Regions from separate parts of the Homo sapiens genome. Here region 1 is linked to region 2. A link is a contact called in ENCODE Hi-C or POLR2A ChIA-PET data. All regions are on one chromosome and are shown on one strand. The core of a region is the stretch at or near the end of the contact, and the rest is flanking DNA. Distances in the headings are between cores, read along the strand shown. Region 1 overlaps PCDHGA1 (protocadherin gamma subfamily A, 1). Region 2 holds the start of DIAPH1-AS1 (DIAPH1 antisense RNA 1).

Region 1 (3,597 bases), core at 1,058-3,557, 49 kb before region 2:
TTAGGGGCCTCCTGTCAATGAATCCTCTCAATAGCTCTGCAAGGCAGGTCTGATTTCTCACACTCGACAGATGAGAGAACCGAGAAGGCACTTGCCCCAGGGTCCTCAGTTTTGAGCTGCCAAGCTGAGGTTCTAACCTGGCTCAACTCCTAAGTTTATGCTCTTTCTACTATAGGGACCATGGCTGCCTTTGGATCCAGCCTCGGCTTCTCTATTACCTGAGCAGGATGAGAGGCTGTCCTCTTCCTCGAGCTCTGCTTTATTCTTCCAGATCAGGGTTGCCAGATAAAATACAGGATGCCCAGTTACAGTTGAATGTCAGATAAACAGCAAGTACTATTTCAGCATAAGTCAGTCTCAAATGTTGCATGAGACATAATGTACTAAAAAAAAAAATGCTCATTGTTTACCTGAAATTCAAATTTAACTGGGAGCCCTGTACTTTTATTTACTAAATCTGGCAACTCTACCCCAGATGTCTGTGAGGTTAAGTGGGGCCAGGCCTACAGCTGACGGAAGGACAGAGAGAGAGGTGGCAGGGACTGCTGGCCTCCTGAGGCAGAGCTGTCCCAGGTCTGGTGGGGCTATGATTCCAGAGAGGCCAGAGACTGAGTATGAAAGTGGCAGGCGGCTGGGTCTGAGGAGATGCCAAGTTGGCCTCTTGAGGGAAATAAACAGGTATATTTAGCTGTTGTGGCCTTGCGCCCTGAGGCCAGGAAGCAGCTTTTTAGCCTAAATCCAGATGTTAAAAACAGAAATGAAATCAGTATTTATGGCCCCAAACCCTCCAAGCAAGTCATGCAGCTCGTTCCCCTGTCAAGGCCTCCCACCTTTGGCCCACACAGGGCCTGACCCTCGTCTAAGCCTGCGCCCTGGGGAACGGACCCTGGGGGTGGAGGTGGTGGGTCAGGCCCTGCTCTCACTTTCACACCCGCTTCCTAGCCCTGAAACCAGAGAGGTTCCTGAAGTCCAGCCCAGCCAGGCCTGTGGGGCTGCTGAGAGGGGTTAAGTAAGAGGGAGAGTAAAAACCGACACTTGGGAGGAGGCTTTTAAAATAAACATCTGCGGGGAGGGATGCTCTCAAGGAGGCTGCGGTTTGCAGCTCAGCCAGCTGTGTTCCAGCTAATCAGCCTCCTTGGGCTACTCTGGAGTTGCTGCCTTGGCCCTGGGATGGGGTAGGTTAAGAGGACAGAGGGAGGTCAGGGAGCTGGGGGCTGAGTTTCCCTGAGTAGAGGCTGGCACAGGAGAGAAGGCATCACCCCCACCTCGTCCAGGCCAGAAGATGTCCAGCTTCTTGAGGCTCTCCTAAGTCTGCCTCTCCTGGGACCAAGAGAAAATCCCGGTCCTTGACCAAGGTGGGCCTTGGGGGGAGTGGGGTGTAGAGGGAGGGGCACTGGAGAACTGACTCTACAGAAAGTCAAAGCTGGCAATCCAACTTCTTCCCCTCAGATTTATAGATGGGAAAACAGGCTTGAGCCACGCAGAGACTTGACCAAGCTCACACAGTTCCTTAGTGGCAGAGCAGAGCAAATATTCTCTTTCTTTTACATTCTGGATTTCCATATCTTCTCTCCCTCCTGGTCCAGCCCAACCTCAGGGCACCCCCCACGAGGTGGGCGGGGGATGGCTTTGTCACTTGCACCCACTCGGGGTGCTACTCAGAGATCTTGGGTGCACATAGGACGTGGGTGGGCCGAGCTTCTAGCTACTCCGTCAGGCCCTTCCTGTCATTCTGTCTCTGCCTCCCTTCTCCCTGCTTCTCCGTGTTCCTCCTCATTCTTTTCTGTGTGCAGGGAGACTACACCCCCCACCCCGCTCTTTCTCTGGCGCCTCTGAGGTCCCCCCTCTAGCCCCTAAATCACTCTGGAATCCTGGCTCTTTGAAGCCAGATCTGGGCCCCCCTCCCCTACCCCTTCCATTCCCAGGCTGGGAAAGGCTGAAGAGGCTGACGGCTGGAGGGGAGGGGGCGGGGCGGTGGCGGATCTGGCTTCCTTTTGGAGTTAATTAGGGAAAACAGAGAAATGTCAGCGGAATGAAAGGGCTGGGGGTGGGGGCCAGCTGGGGTAGGAGAGGAGGAAGTGGGCAGCTGCTCCCTCCCACTCAACCCCTCTCCCCCGCCCCCAGAAAGCTCTCAGCTCCGGGGATTTGCGACATGAAATGGGGGCTGTAGAAACCTGAGCGCTGGTGCGTGAAGAGAAAAACCGAGGCGCATCCCGGCTCTCCCCTCCCGTGTGCCCTCCTCCTCTTATGCCGGCTTGAAAATATTTCCTGTCTCTCTATTTCTCAATCCCTGGTTGATGTCCCAGGATTACTCAGCCTCTCCGGCTTTAGTCACTCTCGCTACCCGCTCCCAGGGTCCAGGGTGGAGGCAGAGGGAGGCTGGGAGAGAAGCTCTACTGCCAGCTGGGCCTGGGCTGGCCTGGGCATCCCTGAGGTTTTAACTGTCTCCTAACCACAGAGGATCTCAGGGCCTCCAGCAGCGAGCCCCAATGAGTCAAACTCTTGTTTCCTCCTCTCCCACCCCCGACCCAGTCAGGGCAGGTGAGGGGTAGAGGTGATGGCATGCTGGATGTGACGGTGTTGATGATGTATTGCACAGGATGAAGCACCATCTCATTTAGTCCTCACAGCAGCCTTCACAGTGCGTACAAATCAGCTGGCAATTCCGAGAGGCTGCATTCTAAACAAGTTCCTGGGTGATGCTGAGCCAGGGCCAGAGTGTGGACTTCTCTGGGCCCCAGTTTCTTCTTCTGTACAGTGGGACGTTGGACTGGAGGTGCTGTCTGATGTCACCTAGCTGTGGCACTCTGAGCCTGTGCCTAAAGTGTCCCTGAGATGTCTAGTCCCCGAGATCATCATCTCCTCAGCTTCATAGAGCCGAGCTCTTCTCCATCTTCTCTCTACCTCCCATTCACTCAGAACAGGGATAAGGTCCAAGCTGCTGGTGGTGATGGTGACTGACTGTCCCTTCCAGCATGCGCTTAGGTACACTTGGGCCTGAATGCCCCTCTAACAAATGCTACCGGGTATGGCCTTGGTCCTTCTAACACTTGGTTCCCTCATCTGTAAAATGAGGGTCATACCACATAGCTGGCTGGGCTGTTATGTAGAGGTTAAAAGTGATTGTGCATGTGAAGCATCCAGCAGAGTGCCTGGCACACAGTAGGTGCTCAAATGCTGTTTTGAAATACAAAAATTAGCTGGGCTAGTGGTGTGCACCTGTAATCTCAGCTACTCAGGAGGTTGAGGCAGGAGAATCACTTGAGCCCAGGAGGCAGAGGTTGCAGTGAGCCGGGATCGCGCCACTGCACTCCAGGCTGGGCGACAGAGCAGGACTCCATCTTAAAAAAAAAAAAAAAAAAATGCTGTTTTGAAATGGAGGCTTGGAAGAGCACTCTTCACCCCCACCCCACACACTTACTAACGGAACTACCGAATCTCTACTCGTGCCAGGCCTTGCTTGGCAAAGGCTAGGGGCATGTAAAGCCATGGTTTCATGGCTGCTGCCCTCCAGGAGCCCATGGTCTAGTGTGGGAGTCAGAGGCTCCCTTGAGAAAGCCAGGGCAAGGAACTGAGAGCCCGTGTCACAGCCCTGAG
Region 2 (3,565 bases), core at 214-2,713:
GGCGGCCCGGCTAATTTTTGTATTTTTAGTAGAGACGAGGTTTCGCCATATTGGCCAGGCTGGTCTCAAACTCCCAACCTCACGTGATCCGCCCGCCTCGGCCTCCCAAAGTGCTGGGATTACAGGCGTGAGTCACCGCGCCTGGCAGAGATCTTTTTAAAAGAAATTAAGTCTATAAATAAATTGCAAAATAAAAAATAAAAAAGAGCATAAGAGAGAACCTATAGAGACATCAACCAACTGCAATGTGTAGACTTTATTTGGCTCTGATTCAAATGAACTATTAAAAAAAACAACTATCATAAGATAATTTGGGAAATTTAATACTAACTGGCTATCTGATGATAAAGAATTTTTTAAATGTGATAATGGTAGTAATTATCTTCTTTTAAAAGTCCTAATTTTTTTGACACACATTCTGAACTGCTTAAGGATTAAATAATATGAACAAGGATACATGTAAAAATAATGGGTGGCAAAGACAAAGTTGATACAGGTATATGAAACAAGACTAGCTGTTGATTAAGTTTTTTAAATGGGTGATGGACATAGGGGTGTTCATACTAGTCTCTTTACATATATGTGTGTATGTGTGCGTGCATTTTTTTCACGGTTTCAAAAATAACATTTTTTAAAAAAATTCAGGACCATTTCCCTAGAGTCCTTGGGGCATTTGATTCTTCCCAGACAGCTAAGTGAAAGGGGTTCCTTTTTTTCTTCTTTTTTTGGGGGTATCTTTTCTTATCTGATCCTATAATTAAGAAAACTGCCCTAAACATCTCTGTAGCAAAAACACCTAAACCCAGGATTAGAGTCTAGATGAGGCAGAGGGGATGCCCTGGCCTGCTGCCTCAAAAGCTAGCACTCTGTCACTGTTAGTAGGTGTCCGGCAGCCAAACCATTTTGCTCTGTGCTCCGCTGGCAAGGACTTGCGGCATCGATTGCTCAGGATGCAGGCAGCCTGCAGCAAGGTGTGTCCCTGATGAGCAACTGCTGAGTAAAAGAGTACGTAGCTGCGCCTCAGCCAGTCTCCCTCCCTCTGCAAACCAGACTCCTCCTTTGCCTAACTCCTTTTTTTATTCCTGCGTCACAAATACAAAATGGAGTTAGCTGGGAGCAAAAACAATCTGTCTAAAATGGCTGAATGCGGTGGGGAGTGCCAGACAGTAAAGCGAAGGGAAAGGGCACCCCCTGGCGGCCAAGATAGGGAGTCTGTTTTATGTTCTTCACTACTTTTGCATTTCAAACGAATCAGTCCTACAGAGTCCAAGTTAATTTTGTCACAAATCTTGATGTTGAGCTCTAAAATTCAACTAATAGAAACTGAGGCACAAGAAGGGAAAATAATTTTCAGTCTCTAAAGACAAAGGGCACAAGTCAACAGCCCTGAGTTGCAGTTACTGCTTGGTTATGATCAGTAATAGTTTCTAGGAGACAACAGAACGGAAGGGAGGTCCTTTTATAGTACATGATTCCCCAGCTTCAATAATGGACTAATGACCCCCGGAATCCCACCGCTATAGCCTGCACTTCCCCAGGAATTCCTGTTTAAGGCGTCTCTCAATGAAGACCACAAACAGGAAATGGAGGAGTGGGGAGTTGCCTGACATCCTGGAAACTACGTTCTTAAAGAACTGCAGGTGGGAGTAAGTGGGATAGAAAAATGGGCTTTTCAAAAACTGTTGAGAACACGGACTGAGTCAGTTGTATCCGCACGGCTGGAAGACAGGCAGCTCCACCTAACCTCACTCACTTACTCAGGACCAAAACCCTACTTGCTCTGCCCAAGATAAAGCCTGCAGCATTTGTACCTATTCTACAGGGAACACCCTCCATTATCTTTATCTTACGCTACACCTCCCTTGAGTAAGCCAAGTACCTATGACTAAAAAAGAACATGTAAGAAAGGTGGAAAAAACAGAAATTATCTGGAAAAACTTGTGGGTACAAGTCATTAATGGTTGCCACTACTTAAATGAGGCTGCACAAATACGCCAGTTTATCCAACGTCCCTAAAGTGAGATAATGGCAACACATACAACACAGGTGCACAAAAATCACAAGTTGTTAAAAAAAAAAAAAAAAAGACTCTGGCATCACTATAGTTTTCTCTGAAGAAATAGGGTCTTTGTGGAAGAATCTTAGATCTCTCAGGCATATATGAAAGATCAGAACACTTAATAATCTCTCCAGGAAATAACTTTCTGTGAGGGTAACATAGCTATGGAATTGCCAAGTTCACCTAGCATACAATAAGCCATGTCTATTAAGCACTACATCAACTCTCTAATTCTGGGAAGAGGAGACAGTAAGAGGGTCTTAATGTTAATATAAGTGTTAATATAAGAAGCTGCCCAAATGGAGGACTTCTGATTTATATTCTTCATGGTTGTAATATACATAAGGGATAAATTCAGCACTTTAAAACAATCACTAAGGTATACATTATAGAAGGAAAAAATATCATGCCAACCGAATAGCAGTTATCCCTGCCCAAAGGTAACCGTATCACTGATACCTTGGCCAAAATATACAACTATCTGCAAAATCCCACAGAACTAGACCATTACAGATGTGCAAGCTGTAAGGAGGGACAGGGCAAACTGGCATTAATGAACAAACCTAAAGGACAAGAACAAAGCCACACAGAATCCCAAAGGAAGAACCAGATGCTGAGAGTTATAAAGAAGGGGACAGATATAAGTCTGGAAGGGTAGCAGAAAAGCAGTATTAAAAATCTGGGCACTTCACCAAGCATTTGGTCTTTCAGATAATATAGTCATTGAGTTTCCCACAGATACTTTCCCAGCACACCCAGGATGGTGACTCAATTAGGGAGTGCTAAAAAGAGGTCTGCTTCTAGGATGTGGGTGGGGAAGGACTGGAAGGACAGGCACTATCCCAAACAAGGACTCAGGTATGTCAGCAAAGAGGACAGGTTTATGCAAGGAAACAATAGGCTAGAGGGCAGAAGAAAAGGCATTAAAATAAGGTACTAGAAATAAAACTCTTTTCCTGGATTAAAAAATGTTTTATTATGGGAAAAATTAAACATTCAAAAACACAATTATTAATCCCCATGCATACATCACTCAGTTTCAACAGTTATCCACTCGTGACCAATTCTGTTTCATCTACACCCCACTTCTAAATCCCATAATGATCCGCAATTATTTCTGTACACATCTCTAAAAGATGATGACTTTTTAAAAAATGCCATGAAACCATTATCACACTAATTTCCAGCTGTCTCAACTGTCAAGTGTTTTGTATAGTTCATTTGGATCAAGATCTAAATAAGTTCCATATACTGTACTGGTTGATAAAATTTAAAATTCCCTCTTAATCTATATGTTCCTCTCCATCTCATTTTTTCCCCTGAAATTTATTTGTTGAAGAAATCAGGACACTAATCACTGGTAAAAATCAAGAAGCACTAGCACAGTTACTTTACACTGTCAGTCACTGGAAGCAAGCACCTGAGGTTTCTCTCAACATGCCTGCATTCTTGCCACTCCCTTTCACTAAGTGCTGGATTTGAGCCCAATATATCTAGGCTCAAATT

What was found. A loop is a pair of places that touch in the nucleus more often than their neighbours do. ChIA-PET counts read pairs that join two places held with the same protein, here RNA polymerase II (POLR2A). Pooled maps may share reads with other maps.
Region 1: a map of OCI-LY7 shows a loop between it and region 2 (4-fold over the local background). The contact joins the enhancer-like site here to the promoter of DIAPH1-AS1 in region 2. A Hi-C loop is called at or near these places in 9 of 168 maps with a recorded cell type or tissue (CD8-positive, alpha-beta T cell, MCF 10A, OCI-LY7 and 5 more), 8 of 37 single-sample maps with no recorded cell type and 20 of 50 pooled maps. POLR2A ChIA-PET finds 5 or more read pairs at or near these places in 14 of 52 experiments (A673, AG04449, AG04450 and 10 more).

The regions. Positions count from the first base shown.
Region 1 is chr5:141,506,929-141,510,525 of GRCh38, forward strand. All of the region lies in intron 3 of PCDHGA1 (protocadherin gamma subfamily A, 1), which reads left to right. The region is part of intron 3 of PCDHGA2 (protocadherin gamma subfamily A, 2); the gene reads left to right. All of the region lies in intron 3 of PCDHGA3 (protocadherin gamma subfamily A, 3), which reads left to right. All of the region lies in intron 3 of PCDHGB1 (protocadherin gamma subfamily B, 1), which reads left to right. It also overlaps PCDHGA4, PCDHGB2, PCDHGA5, PCDHGB3, PCDHGA6 and PCDHGA7, and 13 more genes. Among named protein-coding and RNA genes, the nearest start is that of PCDHGC5, 20 kb to the left of the region's middle. RefSeq lists enhancers at 688-737, 1,008-1,057, 1,913-2,413, 2,228-2,277, 3,588-3,597. Within about 2 kb of position 2,308, at least 23 of the 41 ENCODE cell types and tissues checked have a DNase peak (open chromatin) inside an H3K27ac peak, as active enhancers do; they include A673, OCI-LY7, dorsolateral prefrontal cortex and 2 more, where a contact is called at or near this core.
Region 2 is chr5:141,556,848-141,560,412 of GRCh38, forward strand. It overlaps DIAPH1-AS1 (DIAPH1 antisense RNA 1), which reads left to right and starts at 1,464. Exons shown (of 3, transcript NR_038333.1): 1 at 1,464-1,640. All of the region lies in intron 18 of DIAPH1 (diaphanous related formin 1), which reads right to left. RefSeq lists enhancers at 442-1,294, 1,055-1,349.